4 separate regions of the Mus musculus genome follow, and all the other regions are linked to region 1. Evidence: chromatin loops called from intact Hi-C (ENCODE). Cell type or tissue: gastrocnemius. All regions are shown on one strand. Links, peaks and the distances in the headings refer to the core of each region. The heading gives the core; the rest is flanking DNA.

Region 1 (7,674 bases), core at 1,393-6,392:
CACGTTCTGGGAAAATTCCTGAGCTAATTAACTCTTCCATATGTTGGAATTTCTCTGTGTTGACTTCCATGAACTATGACACATGTAAGGAACAGCCTATCAGAGTTACATTGACTTAGATAGAATCCCCATAGTCATTTTAGAAGCCCAAAGTAAGCAAGCTATACAACTTTTTGATTGCTAGCTCAGTTTTTAACATCTTCTTTACTTCTTTACTATGCCTATTAAGTAAGGCGTCGTAATTATAATTATAAGTATAACGAAGTCCCTAGCAGAAGAATTTGCTCAGTTCTTCTTTAAGCCAGGAAAAATCAGCATCCAGAGAAGAAAAGATAAAGAAAAACCACAAAGCTCACAGTAAGACAAACATTCCAGCTGGGAGGATATTTCCCCTGAAGGACACCAGAGCCAAGCTATGCCAAGTCGTGTACTTTTCACACACAAAATTATATTGTATCACATTTTAAATTTGTTACAACTGCCATGTCCATTAAACCAGTGATAAGGAAAACGTAACTCTATCTGATCTAGTGAAACAGCAGCCAGCATTAGCCCACAGCCTCGTGAAGACCACCCCCACTGCCATCACTGGTGTCAGCGAAACCTCATCGAGGTTGGCTTCTCCAGCCATTTTTAGCTAACTATGTGATTGTCACGATTAGAAAAATCTTGAAGTGTCTGAGTGAGGCAGTTCTGCCGGCCGCTCCCGACACTCTGCATTTGCTGCACTTAAAATAGACACTTGTACCAGTGTCCTTTCTATTACCCAAAGGAGAAAAAAAAATCACATACACACCAGTCCCTTTTCTTTCAGCTCACAGAGAAGCAACTCAATCCAAGGAGTGTTGAAACCTGAGTAGGTCACTGTACACCGCGATAAAATTCCCTAATCCCTGGGCCAAATCTCCCCGAGGGGGGCCTCCTCCTGATCTCCACTTCCCAGGCTGACTTTTCCATTCCTCTCTCCTTTCCCCTTTCATTTCCCCTACCTTCAAGCCTTGATATGTGATCCGAAGTGGGGGCTCAGGTTTCCGTTTTTACAGCTTAGGCCCCGCTAGCTGTATACATTCCTTTCTTTCTGCTGGGCAGTGATTACTTACCAGGGCTTAGTTTACACTGGTCCAGATGAAGGCAAATACAGCCCGGCAGCCCCAGCGGCACTGATATGAAGTTGTACAAGGCTACATTGTGTTCTGGATGACATTTTGTTGCACACATTTTATACAGGGCAACCAACTTATTATGTTACCCTACACTTCAGTTCAGGAAGCTGAAGGGATAATAATACCAGGAGGGGTGGGGTGGAAGTTGTTGATGTGGCTATTAATATTAAAATCAGGAAAAATATTCATGAGTTCAAAGTAAGTCTGTGATTTTGAGAAGCTACTTTAAACAAAGATTTTTTTATGATGTTTTATTAGAAGAATGCCTAGAGATTCATCAGACACCCTGGCATGGTATACATGGATATGACTGAAAAAATTTTGCCAGACCCTTTCATTTTGTTCCAAACCAGAGAGAAAAATGCCACAATTCAATTATGTGCTAGAAAAAAAAAGAAAGAAAAAAGAAAAAGAAAAAAAAATCTTTTAATGCCACAGAATGAAAGAAGGATTGAGGCTTCAAATAGTAGAAGGCAATTTAGAGAAAGAAAAATAACATTTTTAAAAAGAGGAAGTTCTGTGCATCCAGGTTAATCCCATACTCAGTCCTGCAGCATGGGCTAAAAACTGTAATTTTTCCCCTTCACACAATGTTGTTTTTGTTTCTTCCTCGCTAGTTCAGACAAACATCTGTTATACTGTAGAAGGACAACTATCTCCCAAACCACGGAGTGCCTGCAGCCAAAGCCAACAGCACCAGCCCCAAGCATTGAGCACAGTCAGCCTTTATATCCAGCCGGGATAACATTTCACATGTTTTGATTAAAATTAGCTAATTTGTAATTCTAGAACCTATGAAACTTAAAAGCTGCCATCCATATAGAGGGCATTAGGCAGCATCTTAAAGGGCCAGAGCTAGCTGTGGTTGCCTGGTGGCCTTCTCTGGTCGTCCCCCACTCTCCATTTAAAAACGACACGGAAAAGTAATGTAGAAACGCAAGACAGGAGGGAGGGGCCAGAACTGCAGAACACACTCTGCCTCTTGAAGAGAAAACAACTTTTACAGATCTCTTTCTTTTCTTTTTCTTTTATAAACTGTCTATCATTAGAATCAATAGTGGTTTCTGTTACAGGGAATGGTATTAATTTCCAAGGCAAAGCTTCCTAACTTTCCCAGACGGATAACTCCTGCTTCCAGACACTAAATTCTTCACCACCACCACCTCCTCCCAAAATAAAAGCCCTACTTCCAAAGCGTGGAATACAAGTAAAACTCCCGGGAGAGAGGCAAAGCTAGGAACATACACCTAGTTTCACAAACACCTAAGATGTGTGTCTGTTTGCCCCTTCTAAACGTGGGCTTTCTCGCAGCACCCTCACCAAATACGCTTGCTATAACCAAGAAGATGCCCAAGCCGCAATAACAGTGAATTAGTCCCATACCATTTTAACCAGTTTGCCTTTCAAATACAAACTTAACCAAAGCTGACCAAGTCACCTGACTGTATTGAAGATTCCATGCAGACAGAAGTGGAGAACGCCAAGAAACGCGAAAAACAAGCCTTACATATTTTAATATCATAGAAACAAATCTATGTACGTAAAGTGATTTCTTTTTCAAATCAAGAAACTCATAATGCACACACAAGATAAAATCCTCGCCAGGCAAAACACACAACTTTGAGGAAAATAAAGAAGTGGGGGTGACAGAAGAGTCCAGGCTGAGCCGTGTTCTTGGGTTTCTACGCGAACAGCTGGAGCGCCAGGAGGCTGCGCTCGCCACCTCTGGAGCACCGCTGGCCTGGCAGGGCGCCCGGCCTCGCAGAGAGGACTCGGGGCTGGCCTTCGCGAACAATGGGCAGGCGGCAGCGGAGGCCGCCCCTCAGACAGCTGGCTTTCAGCCGGGCTTGCCGGGTCTGCTAACTGGAAAGTGAGGCGTGCAGAGGCGAGCGGGAGACCCGGGGCAGAAGCAGAGAGGAGCGGCCGGGGACGGCGAGGCGAGCCCGCTGGCTGCAGCGTCCCTGACCCGCGCCGCTCCGGCCCAAGCCTCCGCCACTGACAGCTACACCGCCGCAGCCGGCGAGTTGGAGCAAAGCGGGATCACCGAGCCTGGGGATGGACCGGGAAGAGGGGTGGAATCCAGGTATCCCGGGTGCCCCGGTCCGGCAGCTCTTAACTTTGGAGGGGTCCGGAGATTCATTTCCGAAAAAGGGAGAAATACTACACCGACCATCAGGAAAGCCACTGCACCATGCTCACTCGCCACTGGGGTTCAGTGCCCTCGCCCGGCAACATCTGTACCAGTCTAGGGTTTGTGAGGTTAAATAGTATCCCCCCCCCCTCGCCCCCATCAAATCTGAGGTTGGCAGACTTCGGAGATGCAGCCCATGAGTTGGCCTCGGTTTTGCACCTGGAGGGGGAGCTGAGGCGTCCCAGGGACCCAGCAGAAACTGACAAGCGCGCCCCTGTCCCCCCCCCCCCCCCCCGCAGCCTACACAACAGCCCGAAGGGAGCGGACGGAATAAAGAGCTCGGTCTCCCCGGCCTCCGAGTCCGAAAATACCTTCATCTCCTCGTTGATCTCCCTCTTCACAGGGTGAGCGGGTTTCCGGCTTCTTTTATTTTCCGGAGGTCTCCCTTCTTTCTCCATTTCTGCCATGTTTTTGTGTCTGGTTTCTGTGGAGATGAAATGGCTGCTGCCGCCGCCGGCGGTGGTGGTGGTGGCGGTGGCGGTGGCGGAGGTGGAGGTGGTGCTGATGGTGGCAACGCTGGCGGAGGTAGCGGTGCTAGCGGGTCCGGGGCTGGGGGTGGGGGTGGAACAGGCGAGGGAGGAGCGGGGTCTCTTCTAGCGGCGGAGACCGTCAGTGGCCGTCACGGGGAAGGGTAGCCCGGGGAGTCTCGGGGATGCCGCCGCCGCCGCTCCTACCGTCGCCGCCGCCGCTCCTGCTGCCGCCGCTGCCGGTGCCGCCGCCGCCGCTCCCGCTCCCGCCGCCGCCGGGCTGCATCCTCGGGGCCCGAAGGAGTCGTCAGCCATCTTCCTGAGCTCTGTCTGTCCGCATGGGCGAGAGGAGCGCCGGCCACGGCGGAGACAGCTGCTCTGGGCGTGCGTGCGTGGATCTGTGTGTGCGCCCGGGAGAGCGCGCCAGCCCCGGCGCCCAGCGCCTCCCGCGAGCCGAGCCGCGGGCGGAGGGAGGGACTGAGCGGGGAGGGGTCCGAGGGAGGGGAGGCTGGGGGTGGGGGGGACAAGGCCAGCCCCCCGCTCGCGAGCGGGCGTGGCTTCCCGGTCGTTGTAGACGCGGATGCTGCGCGGCTCCGGGGGCTGCTGGCGGCCGCCTGCTCCTGGGCGGCGGGCACCGGCCCTACTCGGAGCCGCCACCTCCCCGCGACGACCCCTCCTGCTCCCGAGCTCCGTGACGTGGGCTCCGGTGGGCTCAGAGTTGGCTTCTGAGGATGACCTAGAGGCCGCTGAGGCAAAACATAGCGGGGTGAAGGGTGGAGGTGGAGCGCTGAAAGGGCGCAGGGACCTGAAGGCAGAGCGAGAACTCGGCTCCGGGGTTGCAGCGCCCGGGAGCGGAGGGAAACACAGACCGGACCCACCGCTCAGGCACCAGTGTCCTGCTCCGAAGACTACGGCAGGCTGTGTGGAGGCTGAATGTCGCTTAGAGGGGTCTCCAGCACAGCGCGCCGTCAGACTGTTTGCCAGGAAGCTTTTGCCTTCCTGAGAAGGACTTCGAAGTAGGACAACTCAGCCTCCAGCTCCCTGATTTTCTTTCTCTTTCTGTCTCCCTTCCCCCTCTGCCCCAAACGCAAGCTTATGCTCTGTTACAAAGTAGCATCTTTACCCGGTGACCCGGCTTGCACCCTCACCGTGCCCTGTGCTTAATGGGAAGGGTTGGGCTTAGTGGGTACTGTTGTGCGCTCAGGATCCCTCCCCCCAGAAGCCCCACGCCCTCGCCACGCACGACAGGACCCTCTCCTCTCCATCAGGTTCCACACTCTTCCACCAGACTCGCATCTGCTGGTTCCAAAGCCCAGCTCATCCTCCATGCGCTCACGTGTTTCCTCTTGGGCCGCCTCTGTCCACGCCCTGGACCAAGGTCGGCTGCGCCTGTCCCTGTCTTTTGGGTTGAGGTATCAGCGTGAACCGTTTGATGAGGCTCCAGAGACAACACACAGCTCTGAAAATCTCCTACACACACTGCAAAGGAACGACACCTAGACGTTCCCAGTTCAGCTTTCCCGCGCCGCTCCACTTTGTAATTACCTGACACAATGTGATATGGGGGTGTCCATTGTTCCCCGGCTTGTTATTACGGAGTGTTCATTATGACAGTGGTGGAATTTAAAATTACACATTTTTAAGTCCTTAAGAGATAGAATGAATTCGGTGTGGGGGTATGAGTAAGCTTTTCATTAAAATCTCAGTTCGGCCTATCAAGTGGGGTTCATTCTGAGTGTTGCCTTGCCTAATTTGCATTTTAGCATGGTTTTGTCTCTTTAAGCATAGAATTACAGATATCTGGGAGCGTACTCTGCAGGGCTGAACAACCCTATGAGGCCTGTTTTTGCATTTTAGCATAATGTGTTTCGTACAAATATTTGGGAGGGTACCCTGGAAAGCATCTTCTCTTTCGTGTGCTGGGGGTGCGAGGGAAAGTACCTGTGTACCCGAAGCCATGCAGAAGGCCTGTGGGAACTTCTAAAAGCCAGCTTTTGCCTTTTAGGGGTCATAGTGAAAAGCCAGGGGGTCGTGTCAAGGATTTAAGAAAAGGGGTAGATGAAAACCAAGGAGATGTGCATCCAGCTTCAGAGCCCCAAGTCCTCTGGCTGGGTCATATGTATTTGCAGAAGACGTTGGTAAACCTCCAGCGACCCAGTAGTTAAGGAGGCTGAGAGAAGCCCGGACTCCTCCCCATCACTAAGGAATGTGATCCTTATATATGGTTACACCATTCATAGTATGTATGGTTACACTATATATAGAGGGTGTCTCCATCATCCTATTGTTGGTAGGCTTGTTTTTTTCTGTTCTGTCCTCTTGGTGTTTAGCTAAAAAAAAAAAAAAAAAAAAAAAAAAAAAGTGGTAGGAAAACTTTTTCCCCCTTACTTTGTAAAACTACAGACTCATGTTGTAAAATAAACTATGCAATAAGAAGCCTTTGTCTCTTGGAAACATTTACATCTTCTCTGTTTCCTTTGGGGCCAGAGCTGTCACAATTGACTCACTGTTGTTCAGCTGATATCAAGTAACAAGTTGTATACCCCCCTGTCTTAGATACAGTTTCACAAGTTAAGAAACAAATAAACAGAAAAGGTAAACTATAGCACAGATTTATATTTAGAAACAGCTGCACTTCTTTCAAAGGGAGTAACTTTAAAGAAACAGCCCAGGAGTCTAATGAAAATAGTGACATTGATCAGCCACCTGTGCCTTCCTGCCCTCTACAAGACTGAGGTAAAACGATTGGACCAGAACCCATGAAGTAGATCTTTACTGACATTGGAAACTCAGAAAGTATATCTGAGAAAAAAACGTTAACCTGACCTGAACTTTGGAATTGCAATTGCTACATGTTCTTGAATCTGTGCTTTCCCAAATGTACCATAGAAGGCAGCTAGTTACACCAAGAGTTGATGCTTTATGCACTTAGAATCTTGAGTCAGATCATGGTCCCTGGATACTTTGTAAACGTGTAACTCTGGGTAGAAACAATAACATAAATATGTTTTTGAAGACTCCTTCCTTCCTCCACCCGACACACAATGCCCAACCTCCTGGTATACAATTAGTCTTCATTTCTCTCCCTCATTAGCCCTGCCAATCACCAAGATAGGCACAGGGCCAAGCTTTTGTATATTCCTCAGTTACCTTTTTGAGTTCTCCCTTCTTTAGAGTTCTTCTTGATCTTAATCTGGGCCTGCTTCACCTGGAAAAAAACATCAGAGAGCAATGGGAAGACCCCAGAGTGGTCTTCTATGGATGTATTGGCTATCACCCAGAATTGATTAATGTAGCCTAAAACCATCTTGAAAGGTTTTTCTGTGTAGTATTTGAAATGAGTGTTCATCTTGAACAAGTTCTGTGCTCTAGCTAAAGGTGAGGATTAAAATATAATTATAATGTTGAACACATGATAGGAATTGTCTCACTTAATATTCATAACATCCCGTGAAGCTTCTTTAGTTATCTCCAGATCACATAAGAAAGCTGAATCTTATGCAAGTTGCTAAGAATTACTGAAATGTGGACTTATAACTTCTTTCCAATTCCATCTCTGGAGTTTTTAAGTTTATGCTAATCTGATTTGGTAAATTCCTGTAACAATCTACATTTTACCTTATCTAAGGCTCATATTTTCACAGATTAAAATAACATCTTTACCTTGAATTCTTACTTCTTTAAGTGGTATCCATTTCTTGCCAATGGTACATAATCTAACTAACATATTCACCAATCAACAGGGCATTAGATTTCCTTGAGTTAGGCAGAAGCAACCATTCTTAGGAAAATCCCAGAGGCTTAAAACAACAAAAATGTCCAACAAAGTCAGCTAAGGATCATTATGGATCTC
Region 2 (7,674 bases), core at 1,388-6,387, 170 kb before region 1:
ATCTACCCTGTTATCCTCCACCCACTGATTGAGGATCGAATTGCACATTTCTCTTAACCATGACAGGAGAAAGCAAACAGTGAAACAGAATCCGGGGTGATCTTTCTCACTTTCTCTCTTGTTTGCATCGGCTTGTCCATACCATTCTAATTATCATGAAAGGACTCTGCGCAGAGAGAGATTGTCTCGCTGACTTCCTGGACCACAGAAAACCATCAGGGTTGAAATTTCATCCAGTCTTTCCTGACGCCCAGCAAATATTCCCCCTCAGATTATATTACACCTTGAGGGCATTTTGGTCTTCAGTTCAACACTCTTGCTCTGTTCCCAAATGGGGCGCTGTTTAGGGGCATGTCAAGAGAAAGCTGAGAAGAATAAACATTTACCGAGTTCTCTTGGCATTCGGTCTCCGTAAAACCACAGTATAAACTATCCATGCTGCTTCCTGCATCTGGCAGATTGAAAATTAAAAGCCATAAAAGTGTAACACTGAAAATATGGCATCAAAAAGGATAAAGGTGGCCTTTGTAAAAAATAACATGAAAAGTATATTAGCCGATAAAATATTCTACCTCTTCATTTAAAAGTGCATCGTGGGCTGGGCAGAGATGAATCGGAAGCATTGAGAACTCCAGCACCATCCCGTCTCTCCCCACCAAAACGTGAACAGTTCCGTTCCTAACCCATAAAAGCAAATCACAATTCTTATCGTAGCAGCAAACCACAGCAGTTCTTAAAAAGATTTATATATATATATAAAAGGTTCTTATTTTCCAGTCCCTGTCATCCTCCGGCCTCATCCATAGAGCCTTGAAGATGGGGCGAGGATACCTACATTGGTCCTTGTGGCGGGTTGGTGTTTTGTTTTGCTATTTGTTGTTGTTTTTAAACCAGCGAAATCCCTAAGTTCTTCTGGGGAGACTCTAGATGAAGTGGGCAGGAATGGTGGGCCCGGGCTTGATGGGTCCAAGACCTGCTGGCTTCTCCGGCCTTGAGGCCACCAGGGAGAGCCACTTCCTCCAAGATGTTTAATGACCGGAAGCTGTGTTATTTGCTTGAGTTTTAGCCAGAGGGAGGTGGTGAGCTGACCAGCTGGTGTCACTGGATGGCATGACATGGTTTGCTCCACGCCCTCTCTCCATGCAATGTACCCTGGGAGCGAGTGTTCCTGGGAAAAGATGAGAAGGATCCATGAGAATGCGCTGGACCAAATCTCTACCCAATCCGCCCACCTCCTCCCACCCTGTCTAGCTGCAGAGAACCGGTCAGAAGTGAGAGAGCTGCAGCTCTGGTGCCAGCTCACTCTAAGATGAATCCCAGAGCTGTGGACTCCGCGGCATGATTTCAGAGCGCTTCATTCAGTCTGCTCCGGATCAGGTCTGCCAGCTTTGTGTGAGGAACAGAAGCTCCAGCCCTCTCTGGAAAACCATAATGAGCGAGCGCGATGGGCCACGCCCTCCCCAAAGACCACAGCATCCTTTGCAACCAGCAACACAGTCTCCATATGACTACATGATTAACCAGGAGGAGGTCTTTTGAGTCACCCAGGGTCGCTCAAAAGCCAGACAAGGTCCTAGAGAGGTACGGGTCTCTAACCTCCACAGCAGCCCTTCCCGTATGAACGCTGGTGTTTGAGGTCTGAGAGACTCACTATTATCTGTCAAAGGCAAGCCACAGGCAGCTCTTCACATTGAAACAACGCAAGACCACAAGGTGGTCAGATAACAAATCACCCATGCATGGTGGACCTGAGCTGAGGGTCCAAACCGAACTTTCAAATTATTTCCGGCGGATGCTATCCCCACATGGCCTACACACTTGAGGCCCCACCTCTTTTTCCTTATGGGTTTCTGTTGTTTGCTACCAGGCCCCTCAGCAGAAGCACAGGCTCTTGAAGCGTCAGGCATTCCTGAGAGGCAACCAATTAGAAGTGCCCCCTGCAAACTGTGACATCCCCAGGGGTGGGGGTGGGGATGGGGGCTCTGGCCTGGGCCATCTAACTCTCTTCTCTACACTAGCTGTCTTGTTGGTCAGCAGTGTTCAACTCAATTTTGTCCAATGAACTAGTTAAGCAGCTGTCTTCCACTATGTCCCCAAGGAGTCCCTCTGCCGATAAATGTGGTTGTGAGAAACAGGAAAGGGTATGCTCTGCACTGGAGAGATGCTAAAACACAAGACTCAAAAACATCTTTACATCCCGTGAGATTATTCTTGGAATACGGAGCAAATAATTTTCGAGAGATGATACAATTTAGGAGTCACAGGGAACCCTAGAGATAAAATGTGACAATTTTACTTCATAGAAGGAGAAATGGAGGCCACGGAGCCCTGGAAACCATCTCAGAGTTTTTAGCAGAACAAGGTCAGCCAGCTACCGGGCGGACTCCACTGAAGCTCATGCCGTCCAAATCCTGGTGTTAATGGCAACGATAATAATCATCAGCCCAAACCAAGGCTTGAAATTCTCAGTGTGCAGGGGAGGAAATGCCTGAGTTCCCCAAATCACATCAAACCGCCAGGTCCGTGTGCAGTTAATATGTATATTAAGTAACCAAAGTGTAAATGCAAAAGGCCACAAATATGCAACAGGGCGGGGCTTGTGACATGGGCGGGGCTACCAGGCCATGGAAATCTCTTCTTCTGGCACAGGCAAGTTTGGATATGCGGAAGTTAATCTCTGAGTACAGCGTTTGCATCTCCTAGCCCCCTTTCTGTCTGGAGGATGAGAATCCCAAACAAACCCATCAAGAAATGGAGACACATTGGAGACCTCAAGAGATTGCAAAAGAGTTGAGCAATGAAACGTGGGTTAGAACACATGGGGTCACTTCTGGGGACACTGCATGGAGGCTAGGAAATATCCCCACCTCTGGGCCTGGGACCAAGAGTGACCACACGCTAGAGTTAGGAGGTGCGTTCGTGTGCGTGTGTCCACAGTCTTTCTTTTGAAAGGAAAAGAAAGAAGAGTGGTTTTTAACATTTCCTTCCAGTAACTGGGAGGCACTACCATTCTTGTTTCGACTATTGGTTCTGTGATGCATATAGCCTTTTCCTTTAATGCAATCACAACCCAAAAAGTGAAAGGAAAAAAAAGAGAGAGAAAAGAAGGAATCTCTCTCAAATAAGTGTCTTTGTATTCAAATCACCTTTGGACAAAGACCAAGTCTGCCCAGCGACAGCCTATGGAGGGAAAATGTCTAGGTTTTCATAAGAGACTGGGAAATCGGGCTTATAATGAGAGCCATTCTGGAACCTTAAGTACAGCATTTGCCATCCCAAACACTATAATAATCATTATTATTCTCTGGTATCTATTATTGTCTGGTAAATAATATGTGTTTTCCCCCCAAGTTCCAAAGGGTGCAGCTGCATGCGTTCTATTTTTTGCAGCCCTGGGCCTGCTGCTCTGCAAGCCTGCTTACATAGAGCTTATTTTAAGAGCGTGCAAAGGAGACTGTGCATGCCCTTCCTCTCCTCTCTTGGCACACTTGTGCACCTGGGACATCCCCAAAGGCCAGAGGGTGGCAGTCTCTTTCTGCTGGCAACTTTTGAAGCAGGGGTGGTATTACGAGATAGAATCCCTTGTTGGTGGCACAGGCTACAAGCCTGGTGTTAGGGCAAGAGAGCAAACATGGGCTCCACTCTCCCAGTTTCCAATGGTAAGTAACATACGGAAACTTCTAAAGTAGGGGAGAGATAGCCTTGGAGATTCAGAAAATGGTCGTGTCAGAAGCTAAGGAGCTTTGTCACACAGCAAAAATTCTGGTGGAAAACCTGTCCCCACTGTCTAACTGTGTACATAGAGGAGAAACTAAAAGAAACGGCAGAGGTATCCATATGCCCATCCCAGCTATCTCCACGTTCTCTGGGCCATGTTTCTCACTAGCTCTTCCCCAAGGCTTGATGAGGGAAGCCTGGGTGGTACTCTTTGCCATCTCTTATTCCCCTCAGGCTCCTTAGGGACTGTTGATGAAGGTCAGTATGGATAGTCTTGCAACTAGAGAGTAATCTGTTGTCACTCCATAAGGAAGGTGCCCTTTCTGGATCTTCAAGTCCAGAGCTTTAGAGTCACTTTTGCTCTGGACATGGGTACACACATACAAATGTGTGCACATACACTCCTGTGGCAGAGATTGCTGGAGTGCCTCTGAATGCAAAGGATTCTGGGAAAGTGCCCATACTTGTACCTCACACTTTAGGTTTTCTTTGAATGATGGCTTTTGTCTGAAAGCAGGATAACTCATCCGCGTCCCACACTGTGTGCTATTTCCCATATACAAAGCCTAGTAGTGCCATGATGCATGGTCTCTATGGCCAGCTGTCTTCAAATACCAGACATGCCTTCCCCTCTACCCAGCACTCTCACAGAATGACAGTTGCCCACTACAAAAGCTGAGACATACTCTGTCTACCTGGCAAGTTCACAGGGGAAGCAGTACTGAAAAGGTGATTTAATTGCCCATAGAACTTTCCAAAGGGTTAAGAGCAAAGTGGAGCCTCGACGCTGTTAAGTTCTTTTAATGCTAGTACCCTCAAAACACGACCATTCTCACATTTCCCTCTTCGATTTAAAGCCCAAGATGCATGCTACTGCATTTTAGAAAGTTCCCAGACAACCATTCCCAAAAGTGTGGACCAGGAAAAATAAAAGCTCTCATTTTAAACCCAACCATGCCCAGCTAGCCTTTCTGTGATGTGAGACACCATCTTTGACCAGAAGCATGCTAATTTAGTCTGTTATCCAAATTTTTACTTTTATTCCTTTTCTTAAATACCTCATAATTTTCGTAATCAAAACCTAGTAGGTGTGTCTTGCTCATTCATAAGGCAAGCTTCCTGTTGGCCGCCATATTTCTTCCCAGGTGTTTAAAACCCCATAGCATTGACTGTGATAGGCAAGAAATGTCCACTGCCAAGGCACCTTGCCTTTGCCCAATTATTCTGGCCCTAACCGAGATCCGCTCACTTGAATCCCGCTGCCCATCACTTATCAGAGTTAAATACAGCCATTACGTGCTGGCGGAGGCTTCGGTGTTTATCTGGGACAATAACGAGTCCCCGAGGACAGACTGCTCTCAGGTAGCAGCGGCTATTCTGGGACACTCACAAGGGTAAAGCCCTGCGGTCAATGAACAGAGCCGCCTGCAGCTGCTGATAAACTGTGAGCTTGATGCCAGATAGGGGTCCTTTACCCAGCTCATGCCAGGCAGGGCTACAGAGCCTGGGCAGGCTTTGTCACCTCCCATGTCAACTGTTGCTGTCTGAAGAATTTTGAAATGGCTTTTTACCAGGTTGGACATTTTTAATCTTTGAAATGGATGCCATCTCTTTTCTTCTATCTCACTGAGAGGGAATAACTGAAAGACAGCCCTTCTCCTGGAGGGCGTGTGATTGGAAGAGGAGGCTGTGCAGGGAAATACAAGGGTATATAGCACCTCTGGGTTATAACTCCATCACTCACCCTGTGCTTCTAATAAGCTACTGCTCACGTACTTTTAAAACCAAGTACACTGCATCTGTCTGTCTGTCTGTCTGTCTGCCTGTCTGACTATCTATCTATCTATCTATCTATCTATCTATCTATCTATCTATCTATCTATCTATCTATCTTCCTACCTACCTACCTACCTACCTACCTACCTAAGTTCCATTTTTCAGAAAGTCTCATATAACCCAAGCAGCCTCAGACTTGCTTTGTAGCCTCCTGCTTCCACCTCCCAGATTACAGGTGTTAATACCACAGCAAGTATTTTGGGTTTATTTTATTTAGGCACCCACTTCAATCAGAAACAAAGCTAACAACACATCCCGGATTTGATGATGTCACAGAGAAAACGATTTGCCAGGACGGTTAAGAAAATGAGCCACTTGGGATCTCCACCTTCCAGAACCGTAAGTCTGCAAGCCTCACCCCCTCACAGCGAGAGCTGGCCTCGTTCCTTCCTGTTCATTTCCTTGCTTTCTCTGCTTGACCAGTGATCAGGTACGTTATAACGTCTGAGCTGGAAGGAGCCCTAGAGATGGATACCATTTAACTCCTTCAATTTAGCAAATAAGAAATCAGAAATATTCTCTGATAAGAAAGAAAAAAGTGTGTCTTCAGGGCTAGAGAAATGGTTCGGGGTTAAGAGCACTGGCTGCTCTTCCAGAGGACCCAGGTTCAATTCCCAGCACCTACATGGCAGCTCACAACTACTTTTAACTCCAGTTTCAGCGAGTCTCACGCCTATACACATAAAATTAAATAGATTTTTTAGGGCTGGAGAGATGGCTCAGAGGTTAAGAACACTGACTGTTCTTCCAGAGGTCCTGAGTTCAATTCCCAACAACTACATGGTGGCTCACAACCATCTGTAATGGGGTCCAATGCCCTCTTCTGGTGTCTGAAGACAGTGACAGTGTGTGTACTCACATATACAAAATAAATAAATATAAAAATACTTTTAAAAGTGTATTTTTATTCAAATCCTGTCTAGTACTCACAACCAGCTGATAAGCCTTTCTACAGCTCTTCTCTCCACACCCTCTGTGACTATCTGAGCAGGTGTCACTGTGTCCCTGCTACAGGTGCTCAATCCAAATGAGCTGAGTGACAACTCTGATCTCTACCTCAGGGTTTTGAAAAGCCTTTGCCAAAATTGTGCCTTGGATGAAAAAAGCCAGATGTCATTGTGTCAGAATTGAGTTTGCTCTCTCTCTCTCTCTCTCTCTCTCTCTCTCTCTCTCTCTCTCTCTCTCTCTCTCTCTCTCTCTCTCTCTCTCTCTCTGAACATATGCATTCTAGGTGACAAAGAAGGAACCCTGAAGGAAAAACTTTGCCATGTGCAGCCAGAGGACTTGTGGTAGATGTTTGTTTGTTTGTTTGTTTGTTTGTTTCAAGACAGGGTTTCTCTGTATAGCCCTGGCTGTCCCAGAATTCACTCTGTTCCAGGCTGGCTTCGAACTCAGAAATTCACCTGCCTCTGCCTCCCAAGTAGGTAAGGTTTAGAAGAGCAGCTTTTCTCACACATTATGTATTCTTTACGAACAGTAGCAGAGAGAGAGAGAGAAAGAGAGAGAGAGAGAGAGAGAGAGAGAGAGAGAGAGAGAGTGAGAGAGAGAACACATCCCATTAGTGAAAACAGCACTATGAAAAAGGAAAAAAAAAAAAAGAAAGAAAGAAACCTGATTCCTCTCAAACCAGCAAGGTCGGAGCCTGTGGTCAATGCTACTTCTCAGCAGCCTTGCGACCCTTGGGTCCAGATGTGCATTTGTGCCTAATTCCTCTCTGAAATAAGCTGCTTAGAGTGAGACTGCCACGCTGGGGGTAGCAAAATGTGACCCTGGTCCTTGCACAGGGTATGTAACTTAAGCAGCTTTGATCAGATCTGGTGTCCTGGATGGAAAGAGATGAAGTCAGGTTCTTAAGCAACCTTCAGTGGCCACTTCCTGCCTCAGCGTACTCCAGTTGGGTGGAGAAATCGGATGGGACTTTTGCCGAGGCCTCTCTAACCTCTGAGTGCAAGGAACAACATGGTTGCTTTCCAGAGCACACACAGTGGTAGGAGCTCTGGGCTGCAGAGCCATGAGGGCAGTCTTTATAATAAACACATGCCCGGAGCCAGGGAGCTCACTGGCACTGATAACTCTCTGAATTGGGATCACTGTTTCTCTTAAATACATGCCAAGGAAGAC
Region 3 (7,674 bases), core at 1,500-6,499, 180 kb before region 1:
GGTTACATAATGAAACCTACCCCCAAAAAGAGAGGGTTTTTTTCCCCTCTAAAATTAAGATGGGGGAAGGATAACGTGAGGGTGCTGTAAGAAAACTAAAGCAAACGAGGGAGCCATAGCTCAGAGGCAGAAGAGTTGCCCCGCACGAGTGCAAGCCCTGAGGTCAATCCCTGGCAATGCAAAAAGTGAGAAGGAAAGAAGAGAAAAAGAAACAAGTTTACTGGGATCAAAAAGAGAAAGCCCAAAGCGGTTGTCACTTATGTTATCTCTAGAAATAATAGTTTGAGAAATTGGCATTATTAAGAGGGGCATAGTGGCATAAACCGTTAGCCCTAGCACTCTGGAGGCAGAGGCAGGCTGATCTGTAAGTTTGAGGCCAGCCTGATCTACAAAGCAGGTTCCAGGACAGCCAGGGTTACACAGAAAAACCCTGACTTGAAAAAAAAAAAAAAAAAAAAAAGAGAGAAGAAAAAAGAATTTAGCATTATTTAATATGATAGTAGAAAAACTATTAAAATTAATTTTTAGTTAATACTTATCAAAACACTCATAAGACACACATGAATATTTGCTTGCATGCCTGTAATAACAATAAAAGGGCAGGAACCACAACCTCGATTGCACTTTCCATTTTAAAACTATATTTTATTTCTAAGTCAACTGAAGTTTTCCTCGTTCTTAATAGAAAAACTCAAAATTTGGTACAGAAAATTCTAAAGAAAATTTGGATAAATAGGAAAGTACACACTGTTCATGGCTGGGAAAGCCACGCCCTGAATGTATCAGTTTTCCAGGAGTTACTATGTAACTTGGTGGCTGTTCCTTCACAATCCCATTCAACTTTATTGTGGGCCTTTCCTTCTCCCGCCATGGGAAACAGCACACAGTTGAAACAGCCTGGCCTGGGATCTGGGTCCCAGCACGGCAGGGGATGAGCAGGTTAAGTCTACAGTTTGGGCTTTGACAGGGCTGGGCTTTGATATCAGCAGGGCTCAATGGTTTTAACTGAGCTGCAAAGGAGAAATTAGGCCTTGCTGATTCTCTTGCTCCAGAACCAAAGCCTCTTCCTGCCTGGCTGCGCTCTGGCCAGCGCGGACATCATAAATAACGCCCGCACCAGTGGAAAAAAATGCCTCCATTCAGTTCCGTGAGTCTTTAACTCAGTTTTCTCCATCACCCCAGCACTGGGGATAGAGTCCCGAGGAAAATGTAACTCTCTGAAATGAATGTGCATCTCATGCTCTTACAATATGGAAAAGCGGGCTCACTGAAACTCACGGGCGAGCAAGCACTCGCGGCCGGCTTCCCCCTGGACACGAGGTATGGAAAGACATCCAGGGAGAGGCTAGCTGGAAGATGATGCTGTCAGGGCTGGAGTAGCTGCTTATGGCTGGCCACTCACACCTAGAGAAGCCACATTTCCTGAGCAAGGTCAGCCAGCTTCTCCATGATTTGAAGTCTACAGGAAGCTCCATGCGTGACACAGCTCAGTTAAGGAGACAATTCCCTCATACTGCATCCGTGGCCCACAATGCCTCCTTAATATGCAAACTGTTTTATGTTTTTTGAACCATAGTACCCTGTGATTACTACAGCTTAAAAAGGTGGGGATTATGTTATTTGGTAGGCAGGAAGCAGAGCCACATAACTAGTAAGCACAGAAGCCCAAATTCAATGACATTAAAAATGAAATCTGTCCTGACCTATCCAGTCTTTGAGCAAACCCCATGTCCATACTTTCCTGGCAGTTCTGCCCTAAGCCCCTGCCTGCTCTGACCCCTTCAAGCTGAAGTCCAGACATCGTCAGGATGTCAGGCAGAGGCAATTATCTTAACGAAGACACAGGCAGGATCTTCCTATAACTTAATTAAATCACCACACCCCCAATAATGAGAAGAGGAGTCTCCCCAAACCAGGAATTTCAAGGTCAGACAGTGACCCCTCTCCATACACCCGAAGGTCCATGCATTGTGCTACCTTCTGGTCAGCCCACTGCTGACATCTTGTGGTGGAGAAACAGAGCCCTGTTCATTTCCTAGTTCATATCAAGCCAAGGGGCCAAACTGTTGGGAAACTGCCAGATACACCCTACCCCCAGCCCCTTCCAAGATCCCCTTGCAAAACCTGCAGCTGAATCCACAGTGCTAAGATTGTTGACAGCTGGTGACCCCACCCCAAATTCCTGTGGGCTTTGCTGAATTTCCTCTGGACTGGAGTTACCCAGCTCCTGCCAAGCCAGGGCAGCAGTCACACGCCCTCTAGGTGGCACCTGTTGTCCGAAGGAGGCGCTCACACATACAGCCCTCTCCAAAGAATGGACATCGGAAATAAGGATTTACCCTATACAAGTCGGCCTGAGCTAGACACTTCAGTGGTCGGTCTACTTGGGGACACTGTTTCTGCAGCCATGGGAAGTGAGTGGGCTAGAGAAGGAGGTCATAGGTCATGTGGCAAGTGGCCTTCGGTAAATGCTATTAAGGTAAATGACACTTTAAAGGCAGAAGTCACCAAGGGACTTGTTTGGTGGCAGCAAAGTAGCACTTGCAATTCTGAGGAGGCCCCCTAGTCAGAGGAAAGGGGCACCTGCTGTCTGAATAGAGGGTTCTGCTCAGCTCAGGCATCTGACGGCGGTGCCTTGCGGTTTTAAAATCTGGCGGGCAAGAATTTCAGCTCAAGGTACCTTTAATATTATTCTGAGTGGGGATCCCCAGCATGGCTGTGACTAATTAATTAACCTTGTAAGAATTCGGGGTGGGTCTATTGGAAAGCATCATTAGAGCCAGGGGTTCAGAAGCACGTTCCCACCCAGCAAATAAAATGTTCTAGATTTCTTACAGTGTGGACTGCAAACATTCTTATATCGTGAGCACATGGTCTTATTAAAGGGTGCAGAGTATTGTTGGTGGTCTGAGGCAAGGAGATGTGTACTTCCACCCGTTTGAACAATCACAAAACAAAGTGGCAAAGGGTCTAACTGGAACCTGTTGTGTAGTTCTCTCCGATCACGGACAGAGATCTTTGCTCCGAAGGAGCCTGAAGCTCTGCTTACAATGGATACAAAATAAACGGAAACGAGGGTAACGAGGATGGTGGAACCTTGCGCACCTCGTGAGCAGCACGTGACCAAGCCTTGGTCCCAGGGAAGGCGGAGCCCCGCCCTTACAGCCCAGCCAGCTCTGTAAGAGGAGAAGGCTACTCTGAGGACTAGCCTGCGGTTTTCATTTGATCCAAAAATGGATCCAAAGCTCTGGTAATCTCATCCTGTCCTTCCAAAGAAGTAAGAGGTCAGGTCCTCAGACAGGGAACGCCCAAGGGGTTCCTGGGCACGCACCACAGCAGGCCCGCAGGGAGGGCTCTGGAAGCCACAGGGCAGGGAGTACCCACAAAAGCTGACCCAGAGTTTGTGTCAGAAAATTACTTTCTTAATAACAGACTTTTAAAAACAAACATAATTTTCCTTCTTATTTCTGTCTCTTTTTCCTTTCCATTTTCTTGAAGCTGTTTCTTTGTTTCGCCTTTTGTTGGTTAGAGCTTACTGAGATAAGTCCCGCTTTGTATATAGCTCAGACTGGCATCATCGTGAGTTCCAGAACAGCGAGGTCTATGTAGAGAGAGATCTTGTCAGAAATAAATAAATTGAATAAGTAGCTAGGTGGGGTGGTGTTCTGTGAGTTAAAGGCCAGCCTGGCTTACATACTGAATTCCAGGACAGTCAGAGCTATGTAATAGAGAGACCCCTTCTTAGAAACAAAAGAAAACAACAACAACTGAGTTGATACACAAAGCCAGGTGCCCTGGTCTGTGATCCCAGCCCTAGAGAGGCTAGAACGGGGGCCTCTAAGCATGTCTCAGCCTGGGCTATACAAGAAGACTCTGTCTCAAAACAAGAGCAATAGAATTTAAATAATTATATGAAAAAAGAAAAGTAGGGGCCAGCGAGATTGGCTGAGCAGGTAAAGGCACTTGTCGCATAAGCCTGGTGACCAGAGTTCAATTCCTACAATCCACATAAAGGTGGAAGGAGCTGACTCATCAAAGGTGACCTCTGGCTTTTACACATACACTCTGACTTGTGTGCATGTGTTCACGCACTCCTAAATAAAAGAAAAAAAATAAAGTCATACACACATATTATATTTCAATTATTTTCCTACATTGCATTAGCATCTATGGTCTTTTATTATATCTGAATATGACATAATGGCATGTCACTGCACAATGTCCTCAGACAGCCTGAAATCCAACATGGTAGATACTCATCATGGCTAAAGTGCCGGGAATTTTAATATGATTAAACTTAGAAGTGTATCGCGTCTGGACTAGATGGTACAGCTATTCAGAGCATGAGGAGGATCCAGGTTTGAATTCTTAGAACCCTGTGGTGCCTCTCAACCCTCTGTAACCCAAGTCCAGGGTATCTGGTGCCCTCTTCTGGCTGCTGTAGGTACTGCATGTATGCAGTACAAAGACACATATGTAAGGAAACTGCCTCTTACATAAACTGAAAAGTGCATCCTATCTGTGTTGGTGTATTGTGACTAGCCCAGATGTTTCAGGAACTACTCTGCTAGCATTTGGAAATCATCGCCTGATTTAGAAGTCACTCGTGCCGTTGATGAATGTGCCAAGTTTCAACCTGCGCATTCAAGGTTTCCTTTTAACCCATACATTAACGTTTAAGGAGGCATTACTCAACATTTATGTCTGAGCCATACTCCATCACCGTTTGCAGCCAGGCACAGTTCCAAGAGCTCAGCAAAAATCAACAAGTTGCTTCAGGGAGAGCTGAATGGGCTCTGTGAAATTTAGAACAAAGAATGTTGGTATTTTATTATTATTTCTAAAAGCAAGCGCTATACATCCTGTATTATGGCAGTGTTTATAATACACACATGTGCACATGTCTATGTGTTTTGCCCCACAGAGGCCACAGTTGAGCATTTCCTTTTATCTGACTATAAACATTTAACATTATATTATTCGACATTATGTCAGAACCACATTCTTTCTCCCGCATTGTTTGCCAGGCACCCCTACATCCATGGAACACAGCTCATACCCACCAAAGCAGCAAATACTATGGTTGTTTAAATTGCCAAGAGGGGTGGGTGAAAGGAGCAAAGAATTGAGGGCCCGTGACACTGCCAGTCACATTTTATCTGCTACTGCTAAATGGTGAGTTTACCTGGTGTCAGCAGCGAGGGCACTGGGCGGTGTGAACAGTCCAGGAGGGCTTTCTGACTCTCAGATGTCATCGCATGTACACATAAGTAAGGAACCATCTTGAATGAAGGACGGCACCACAAGAGGATTTGACAATGGGAATGCACCCACCTAGGGACGTTTGCAATGTCATCTATGAGACGGAAGGTGGATCTGAAATGCTGGTATATTTTTTGATGGAGGTTGCTCGGCATGTAGGCAGCCAGGCAGAAAGGAGAAGACTCACCCAGAAAGGATGTCTTCCTAGCCAGGCCTCTTTGAGATGGCGCGACACCGTTCTGCCTGTTGCCATGGCAGTGAATACGATGCTGTAATGATGCTCCTTACTACTGCTGCCCTGAGGTCCCCAGCTCATGCCCCGCTCCTCTGCATCCAGCTTCTGCTACTCCATGAAGCAGCTCCAGCCCTGAATTCTCCCAGGAGGCAGGACACAGCTCTCCCACTGGCTTCATCACCCAAGTGGAGGCTGCAGCGTGCTGACCCACACATAATAGGAACCACTTCAGCGCTGAGAGCTCCTTGGTAGCCTCCTCGGTGTTGGGTAGAAAATGGTTAATCAGGGAGGGTCCTGAGCTCCCACATCTGATTAATTACACGGCACAGGAAGCATAGGGCTCGACTCTGCTCCATGGGGAAATCCATTTTCAATTCTGACCTCAATATGGAAGTTAGTCTTCTGGCCAAAAGCAGGGTACAACCTCCCAACCCTTGAAGCACAGCAAAATCCAGAGCCATGGGCAGAGCATCGCCTGGGACAGCGCAGGTATCCTGAGGGAGGATGTGTGTCTAAGAGGTGCCGGGAGGTGGCCCTATGCAGATCCCCACTGGGAAGCAGAGGACGAGCAGGAATGAGAGCCTGATGCCTGGTGGGGAGCAGGACTAGTGGACCCAGAGAAGGACAGCAGACACTGGGAGAGTCCAAGCCAGGCACGGCGGCGCAGCCTGCTAGTCGAAACTATCTAGGAAGCTGAGGGAGGGTGGCAGGTTCAAAGCTTGCCTGGACCACGTAGTAAAACTGTATCACAAAAATAAAATAAAATAACTCAAATTAAAAGAAGAAAGGGGTTACAAATCTGTGGTAGAGCATTTGTCTGCTGTGCATGATCTCCAGGCTCAGGGGGATAACAACCTTGGGGGGTTCAGGCATACCAGCCCACACCACCAGCAGTGTCACCAGCAAGGAGCATGGGGACAGAAGGTGCCTGGGAATAGTCCAGTGGGCTTTTGTTTTTCATTATAGTCTGTATTTTTATTTTGAGATGCTATTCTTTTAAGCCACACACATGGGGATTTTTTATTCAATTTTTCTTTTTTCTTTCTCCTTTTCTTTTCTTGAGTTCCAATTTGAAAAGCCCTACTGGAAATAGTTGTAGATTGATAACTGGACCAGAAAGACCCTGAAATCATTATGGTTAGACTTGGAATTCCATACTTACGGTGAGCAGCCCCTTCCCTTCCTATGCTATAGGGTGAGATCTTCGAAATATGTTTCCACCTAAGTGTGAGACACACGTTCACGTGTTCTTTTCTGACCCAACTAGGAAGCCCCAAGGCATTCACATCTAAGAGTACCCATGTAGGTTACAATGGTGATGGCGAGCTGAAGATGCAATGGTGACCTGAGGACGGGAGGCCATCGGCAGAGCAGCCACTCTTAAGGGGTTACCATGGAGACATGGAGACAAGATGCTGTTACTGGGAGGATGTCTGAAGCAGAAACAAAGAGATAGAGAGATACCTCCCCCCAAGCCTCTCATTGACTGAGCTCAAGTCACCTGGCCACACAGTGGGGGGAAAGATGAGCGACAGAGCCAAGGACGCACAGTTCCAGAGCCATCACGCTCTTGACTGATCCCAGAAGTAACCTCAGTGATAGTTATTAGAATCTGCCTATCCCTGATGGAGAATTAGAGCCTTGAAGACGTGACAGACCTCCAGAGCCAACGACACAGCGGTAATTGGTGGAGCTAAGACACGAGAACTAGCCTTTCCATCGGTCCACCTTGCTCTGTCTGTTCTCCTGCCTTGGCCTCGCCATGCTATAGAGTTCAGGGACTTCTAAGGAGACAACATGGCACTTCAAAGCTGGTTCGATGGTAGGGCTTTCTCAACCCACTGTTCCTTCCCATGCCAGGAACCAGTCAGGGTGCCACATGGTGTTCTGGCACCAGGGGCTGTCATTATAGGCCTGGACCATCAGTCAGGGAGGTGGGCTTGTGGAAGGCCTACCCCAACCTCCCTGAGCCTACATTAGAGGCCTCTGCATGCTCTTCAGAAGGACAGAGCAATGGGCCAGAATGTGGGCTATGCCAGCTCATTATCTGGGTTTCCTTCTGCTCTCTGGTAGGCCCAGCCTTGCTGGACAGCCTGCATTCTGTGTTCTGGTATCAAATGGCCCAATTCCTCCTCTCAGTGGGACTGGCATTCAGTTGATTCTCAGGCTTCCATTTG
Region 4 (7,674 bases), core at 1,663-6,662, 210 kb after region 1:
ATCTGACACCCTCTTCTGGTGTGTCTGAAGACACTACAGTGTACTTACATATAATAAATAAATAAATCTTTTAACAAAAAAAAAAAGTTTAAAATTGGGCTAGTGGGTTGGGGTTTTCTAAGATTATATCTGTTTGTTCTAACCTAACTTAGGGAGCTAAGCACATCCACAGTCCTTTGTAAAGTCAGGCCTCTGACTCAGGTTGGTCCTGAGAAGAGGAACAGGCACAGCTCCCCTGTCTTCATGCAGGCCCTGCTCGTGGTTGCTTGGCCCCAAACCAAAAGTAAGAGAGCTTAATCTAGCGCTCCGGAGAAAGACCTAGTTAATTAACAGTCACTGAAGTTGCAAAGGTCTAGTTGCGTTTCTAAGCACAGTTAATGCTTGACATATTAGCCATGTGTTTTATAGGACAAGATAAGTCTTATTCTCTTATTTGTCTTATGTTTGTACTTCTCTTCCTTTGGCTCTTAGCTTTCAAGTCAAGTACAAAAATAAGACAATTGAGTCTTAGAAATCATAGGCGTGCGCTCCCTCGCATGCTTGCTCTACGCGCCTGCAGAGCTGTGGGCCCTGTCTAAGGCGTGAGAGTAAGATGACTGTGTTTATGGAGGAAATGACAGGCGAGAAATGTAAACCAGGCATCTAGTGGGGAAATCAGAAAAGCCTCCAGGGAGGACCTGCTGTTTGCGATAGACCTTAAAGGGTGGAAGGAAGTGCACAGAACGGAAGACTGTCTGCAGAAGGAGCCGCTCCATGAAAGGAAGCATAGGCTAGGTGCTGGGCTCACACCACTCCAGAGGCAGGGGCCAGCCAGGGCTACACAGAGTGACCCTGCCCTTAAAACAAACAAATACAAATCCAAAAAGACCCTGCAGGGATGGTTCATGGGAAGGGTAGAAGATCTGTAGTGCCGGGATGTAGAACTGAAGTCATGTGTACAAACTGAAGGTGGGTAATCAGGGGATTCCTACAGAGTCGAGTCAAAAGGGGTCCTGAGGGTGGTCCATGGAAGGGAGTCGCTCGCTGGGTTTGCTCCGAGTGCATACGCTTGCCCTCATTGGCATTTGTAGCCCTGCCAGGAGCACCTTTCAGAAACCACATCTCCATACCCGGTTGGGAATATTTTAATAGCTATCCTGCTTAATTATTTTTATCTTAATCAAAAGTGTTACCATCTGGTGGAGTTTTGTTGTTGTTGTTGTTATTGTTGCTTTCTTTTTTTTTTTTTTATCATCCTTACCAACTTTAAGTCTCTTCCTACAAGAATATAAGTACCGCTGTGTTTCTAGTCCAAATCAGTACCTGGCATGCCAGTAGTAGCCCCAGCCACCTGTTGCTAAGTTAATAATTTAGAAAGCCCCAGAGTGATGGTAATGGAAGATTTTTGTCATCTTTTTGGGAAGGACTGTTAATATACAATAAATTGGAAATATTTAACGTATACTATGTGATGTCCAGACATATACAAGGACCAGAGAAATTATCACAGTGAAATTGATAAGCATCTATCGCCCCAATGATTTCTTCTTTCGTACTCCTCCCTCCTGTACCTTCTGCTGTGAGCCTTAGGCAATCCGTCATCACTATCAATTAGTTTGCATTTTTGTAAAACTTTATATAAATGGATCTAGAAATATCAACCCTTTGACTGGGGTCTTTGAACAGTTACTTTCAAATTTATCCATACTACAAATCTGAGTAGTTCATTTCTGCTCAATGGTATTCAGTTGCAAGCATCTAACACAGTCTGTGATCCACCTATTGGGGAAAATTTGAGATGTTTTCAGTGCTAAAGTATTCCAGATGAAGCTATTGAGAGCATTCATGTGTAAAGTCTATATAAAAATGGACTTTCATTTCTCCTGGGTTTACCTAGGAATAACCAGGTTGCTATCTGTGTGACATACAATGGGTCTGTCGTGCTCTGTGCTGGCTAGTTTCCATCAGCTTGACCAGGCTAGAGTCACTGTGGAAGAGAAAACTCCAGTTAAGAAAACATTTCCACCAGATGGGCCTGTACAGGTGAACTTTCTTGATTGATGATTGATAGGGGAGGACCCTGCTTACTATAGGCGGTGCCTCCACTGGGCTGGTGGCCCTGGCTGCTGTAGGAAAGCAGGCTGAGCAAGCAATGGGGAGCAAGTCAGTAAGCAGCATTTCTCCATGGCCTCTGCATCAACTCCTACCTCCAGGTTCCTCTCCTGACTTCTCTCAGTAATGGACTGTTGCCTGAAGATGTAAATGAAAGTTCCTTTGCCCTGCAAGTTGCTTTGGTCATGGTGTTTTAGCACAGCAATGGAAGCCCTAAGACAAGCTTTCGCCTCCACTTTACATTCTGTCAGCTGGGTATGAGAATTCTGGTTGTCCCACGCCTTATTAAAACTTAATTTGATCAAGTATTTAGAGTTTTAGCCACTCTAAAATATAATATTGGCCTATTTTGCAGTTTTAGCTCATTGTGGTTTTTGCTGATAATTCCCTAGTAAATAACAGTGCAGAGCATCCTGCATCTTTTCATGTTTATTTGCTATTTAATATCCTTTAGCAATGTTATAGTATCCTTTATAATATCTTTTTTTTTTCCTTTTTTCTCCACTTCCCTATCTCCTCTTCCCAATCTCTCTGGCCCATAGGTTTTTTTGTTTGTTTGTTTTTTGGTTTCTCATTAAGGATGGTTGTCAGCCACCATGTGGTTGCTGGGATTTGAACTCATGACCTCTGGAAGAACAGTCAGTGCTCTTAACTGCTGAGCCATCTCTCCAGCCCCTTTTATAATATCTTTATAAACATTTTACCCATTTTAATTGGGCTATTCGGTATTGGAGGGGTTCTTGTTATTTGATGTTATTGTTTTATCTTGCATCCTACAGTCTTACCAATTTGTTTGTCATAACAACTTTTGATTTTATAGGTTCTATGGAACCCTATGTAGGTAGTCATTTGGCATTTGTGAATAAAGCAAAATTTCCTTCTTTTCAAAGTCAATGCTTTTTTGGTTCTTTTTCTTGTTTGTTGTACTAGGTAAATGTTGAGGTTTGGTCTGTTGCTATGTGTTGTAATGCTGACCACTGGCCACCAAGGCCTGGTTGCCCCCAGGGATGAGAGAATCCTCTAGTACCTTGCTCCTTAATTTAAAACTATTGATTGCATAAAGATACCAACAGCCTATAGCTGGGCAGAAAAGACAAGAGCTATAGGTGGGGTTTTTGGTTCCAGGCTTGGGGTATGAGGTAGGACCACAAGGAGGGAGAAAGAGAAGATGGAGAAGGAGAAGCCACCATAAGGTAAGTGAATTATGAAAACATGGCCATGAGGGCTGGCCAATTGGAGTAAGACCTGCCCGGGTGGAACATGGCTAGTCGTATCTTGGGGTTATTAACAGGGAAGTGGATATAATAGCACAGAGGTTAGATTCATCAGCTTTAGTGCTGATGGAGGTTTAAAAATATACAAGTTATGTGTCTTTTATCTGGGAACTGAAAAGTCAAAGATGGGGTGAAAACCCCCGATTGAGATTAAATAGTTAATAATACAACAGGTAATAGTGATAGAAAAATACACCCTAGATCACTGTCATTACTAAATGTATTTCAAGGTAATCCAAGACTACAAGGTATTTTTTTTAAACATTTTATTTTTTATTTAGAATGTGTGTATAGGTGTATACATGTCACAGTGGCGATCATGTTAAGGTCAGAAGCTAACATTAGGCATTCAGTTCTCTCCTTCTGCCATGTCAGTTCCGGGCATTGAACTAAGGTCATCAGACTTGGCAGCAAGTGGCCTTTCTGCTGAACCACCTTGCAGACCCAACCTGGCTCAGTTTTCAAAATTGTTCTTTAGGTAGCCAGTTGAAAAATGTAGAAATAGTCTTGCTTACTGGTTGCAACAAAAGCAATTGATCTTTATCTTGTCTTTAGCTCTAACAAACATGTCCAAGAAAATCATTATATTGCCTCTACAGGAGCTGGGTCAAAGGGAAGATTTTGTATCAGGGCAGTCTGTCGTATCTTGACAAGAACCTGGAGGCAGGAGCTGATGGCTATGGAAGATACTGCTTTCTGGCTTATTCCTCCTGGCTTGCTCATCCTGCTTTCCTATATAACCCAGGACCAGCCTCCCAGGGATGGTGGCACCACCCACAGTGATCTGGGCCCTCCCACATCAATCTTGCTTACTCATGTCACATGACTTTGAGCATGTGTTGTGTGGAAGGCACTAGCTGTATAAGGACTTGATAACAAATGTTTTTACGTATTTTTAAAGGAAAATGTATAGTTTAGGAACTTTACGTGTGAAGCAGTGAACATTAAGATACTCTAGGGTGTCTGTCATTGGTCCATTACTCACAACTTGTCCCTTGAATTATACCCAAGACATGCACTAATGAGCTAATAAAATGTGTCATCTCGTGTTTATTGTTTGCTGGGCATCTGTTCAGGTTCATATCACAAGTCCAAGACTCTGAAGCGTCTCACAGTGGTGATGACAGTAATACCTATAATTTTACTAGCATCCTTTTTTTTCCAAGTAGAAACAGTTTTAAATCAATTGTTAAATATTGAATGTATTCCAATTTGAAGACAAATGAGAGTAATTTTAAATGGCTTGTTCTGGTTAAAAAGTACACTCACAAATTACACAGTTTAAAAAAGTAAAACAAATCACTAGGTGTCCAGCAGCACATTTAGAAAGCAGAGTACTGGCTGGGAGATAGCTCAGTGTAAAGTGCTTGCTGCACATTCGTGAGGGCCTCAGTACTCCCAGCAACCACATAAAAAGCCAGGCATCGCAGCATGGTGAGCAGAAAGCCAAGGGCGGCACTGAGCACCTTTAACCCCAGCACTCAAGAGGCAGAGGCAGGCAGATCTCTGGGTTTGAGGCCAGCCTGGTCTACATAGTGAGTTTCAAGCCGGCCAGGCCTACACAGTAAATACCATGAGTAAATAAATAATTGTTTTAAAGATTTATTTGTATTTTTAAGTGTGTGTGTGTGTGTGTGTGTGTGTGTGTGTGTGTGTGTGTGTGTATGTGTGTGTATGTGTGTGTGTGTGTCTTTCCCTTCTTCTAGCTGTATAAAGATCTGTGCAGTGGAGTACTGATCCTCATAGAGCCTAGAAGTGTTAAATCCCCTACACCTGGAGTTACAGGTGGTACGTACCACCCGACGTGGATGCTAGGAATAAACTCAGATCCTCTGGCAAAGCAGAGGTAGTGATCTCTCTCCAGCACCCCCAAAAATAGTTTTTATAAATAATAAGGTATAAAGACATGAAGATTCACCCAGTTCTAAATGCACACACATGTTCAGTGTACATTACGTATGTATGTATGTATGTATGTATGTATGTATGTCACATGAGAGATTTATTGGGGCAGGGGTATACAAGAGGCTGCCTCTGAGCAGGGATGGAAAAGAGCAGGCCGTGAAGGTGAGAGCTTTATAAGGGGTATGGAACTTGCGCATTGGGAAGATGCGCAGCCTGTGGTGACAGTGGAAATGTGGTGCATTGGTGGCTAGTGATGGTTGGGCTGCTGCTGCTGAACCACCTAATTTTGAGGTGGAATGGAATAGAAAACCAGAATGTAGGTTATTTAAAAACAAAAACAAAAAACAAGAAAACTTTTAAGGCAATATGTTAACATTCTGGTTTTTAAGATCACGTGAAAGATGTGGGAAGAAGTGTATAGATGATGCTTATTAGTCTCTAGTCAATTGGCTTTACTACAAAGACAGGAAGATCACTGCGGATTTCATGACAACCAGCTGGGACTGCCATGCTCAGCCAACCTTTATTTTATCACGGTCTGAAGGCTGCACATCTAAACTTCCAGGCAGTTTAATCTCCTGTGAGAGCTCTGACATCCCCTGCCTGGCTGTGTCCTCCATAGCAAAGAAAGACAGTAGTAGAGAGTTCTTTGGTATCTAATAATGATTGAGGACACTAATCTCATTAGGTCAGGGCCACCTGCTTATTACCTTATGTAACCTTGATTACTTTCTTGTTGCAGAGATACCCATGCTCAGAATTTCAGCTTCCGTGTTTACATTTGAGAGGACACAGGCATTCATCTGAGGCAACAGTCAAAAAGAGTGCCTTATCTATGCCCTCACTCCTGTCGTCAGTGGCTCTTAGGCGACACTTGCCTCTGCCCCATGCCTGCTCATCCTGTTAAGCTAAACTGTTTACATAGGTCAAGGTGCAAGGTGATCGGTGACATGGCAGCTAAAGTTGCAATGATGTCTCACTTTTTACCTGTTAACAATGAAAATAATAATTCTGGTCCATGGCAAGGCAGTCAGTCTCAAACGTGTCTAGTCAGTGCATGGCTCAGAAACTTCTTTCTGGACAGCACTTTGGCAGATGTTTTAAGAGACTAAAATGTTTAGCCTGTTGAACTGACGAATCTAATCATGGGCTCCATCTGTGGTCACCAGCCTCCAGGACCATCAGTGAGCCCCACCCCCTAGCGGTTCCTGGGCTCGCCTTTCCAAGATGGGATATAAAGGCCTAGGGAGCTCTCTGTGGCCTTGTACTTACTCATGAGCCACTCCCATTGGAAAACCGGTCGTCATATCATGTGAGTAGCCCCACATCAGGGCCCGTGTGGCAAGCGACTAAAGCCTGCTGCCAGGAATTCCTGGGCTCAAGAGAGTGTATTATCTTTCAGTACTGTTATCAACTCAACGAGGAAAGATTGACTCTTTTTGAGGCAAGGTCTCTCATCAAACCCACACCATGCTGCTTCAGCTAGACTGGCTGAACAGTGAGCTTCCAGGACCTTCCTGTCTCTGCCCTTCTTTCCCTCCCTGCAGCCAGAGCTGCAGATGCACGCTGGCTTTTACACAGATGCTAGGCATTGCTACTAGGTCCTCACGCTTGCACAGCAAGCTCTTTACACATGAGCCATCTCCCCAGCCCCGAGAAACACTTCTGAAATGTTTTAATAATAAGCATTTTCACATCTCCCTAGCTCCTTTTTTTTTATGATTTATATGGATGTGAAACTTCCAGATGCCTACTTTACTAGGTCCTGTGTAGCTGGAATATAATTCAAAACAAACTGTCTTGTCCGATGAGATGAGGCTGTTAATACACTATCCTGTTCCCCTTTTCGCATTACCTCAGAATTCCTGAAGACATACTCATTACAAGATCTCTTCAAGGGGTATTACTACTAGGCTTAATATATAGGGTTAAATGCAGACACAGATAGATAGATAGATAGATAGATAGATAGATAGATAGATAGAATGCCATGCATCATTCACTCTTACACACAACTTTCTTTTTATCCTAGAATATATTAAGGGAGCTGGAGAGATGGCTCAGTGGATAAGAACACTTGATACTCTTCTAAATACCCTAGTTCAATTCCTAGAACCCACATAGTGGCTCAGAACTATTGTAACTCCAGTTCCAGGGGATCTAATACCTTCTTCTAGCCTCAGTAGGGATTAGGTATGTATGTAGTACACAGACATGCATGCAAGCAAAACATTCATACACATAAAAATTTCAAATTAAATATATGAAGCATAGCATATATTTCTATATACTAAGCATATCCAGTAGAATCCAATTGCCATATATCTGAGGATGATTTCTGCCACTTAATTTTGCCAGGTCTTGCTCAATATACATTCTTGGAACATCCTTACCTGTTAAATAA

Evidence for each region. Hi-C counts contacts between places; a loop is a spot of excess contacts. Peaks named below come from ENCODE experiments on the same cell type or tissue, not always from the same donor. Only the 100,000 strongest peaks of a DNase experiment are listed, where the experiment ranks them.
Region 2: it touches region 1 in a loop (4-fold over the local background); 9 of 42 quality-filtered maps call a loop at or near these places.
Region 3: it touches region 1 in a loop (5-fold over the local background); 3 of 42 quality-filtered maps call a loop at or near these places.
Region 4: a loop joins it to region 1, with 2.7 times the contacts of the local background. A loop is called at or near these places in 4 of 42 quality-filtered maps.

The regions. Positions count from the first base shown.
Region 1 is chr10:43,170,311-43,177,984 of GRCm38, forward strand. Sobp (sine oculis binding protein) reads right to left here and starts at 4,220. Exons shown (of 7, transcript NM_175407.3): 1 at 3,666-4,220. The coding sequence starts at 3,761. It overlaps 9030612E09Rik (RIKEN cDNA 9030612E09 gene), which reads left to right and starts at 4,389. Exons shown (of 1, transcript NR_102361.1): 1 at 4,389-6,255. In gastrocnemius, for the core only: a CTCF peak has its summit at 3,363; DNase peaks (open chromatin) are centred at 2,988, 3,467, 4,295 and 5,097; H3K4me3 peaks cover 3,959 bases; H3K27ac peaks cover 3,811 bases.
Region 2 is chr10:43,003,247-43,010,920 of GRCm38, forward strand. It overlaps Sobp (sine oculis binding protein), which reads right to left. Exons shown (of 7, transcript NM_175407.3): 7 at 1-1,168. Among named protein-coding and RNA genes, the nearest start is that of Gm5079, 16 kb to the left of the region's middle. In gastrocnemius, for the core only: a CTCF peak has its summit at 3,516 (motif pointing right); no DNase peak of the experiment used is centred there; H3K27ac peaks cover 4,365 bases.
Region 3 is chr10:42,985,676-42,993,349 of GRCm38, forward strand. Gm5079 (predicted gene 5079) reads right to left here and starts at 5,487. Exons shown (of 3, transcript NR_153349.1): 1 at 5,186-5,487. It overlaps LOC115485727 (a long non-coding RNA gene), which reads right to left and starts at 411. Exons shown (of 3, transcript XR_003948865.1): 1 at 1-411. In gastrocnemius, for the core only: CTCF peaks have their summits at 2,029 (motif pointing left), 2,228 (motif pointing right) and 4,435 (motif pointing left); DNase peaks (open chromatin) are centred at 2,095 and 4,428; H3K4me3 peaks cover 1,067 bases; H3K27ac peaks cover 3,566 bases.
Region 4 is chr10:43,378,690-43,386,363 of GRCm38, forward strand. The region is part of intron 4 of Pdss2 (prenyl (solanesyl) diphosphate synthase, subunit 2); the gene reads left to right. Among named protein-coding and RNA genes, the nearest start is that of Gm40631, 40 kb to the left of the region's middle. In gastrocnemius, for the core only: no CTCF peak of the experiment used is centred there; no DNase peak of the experiment used is centred there.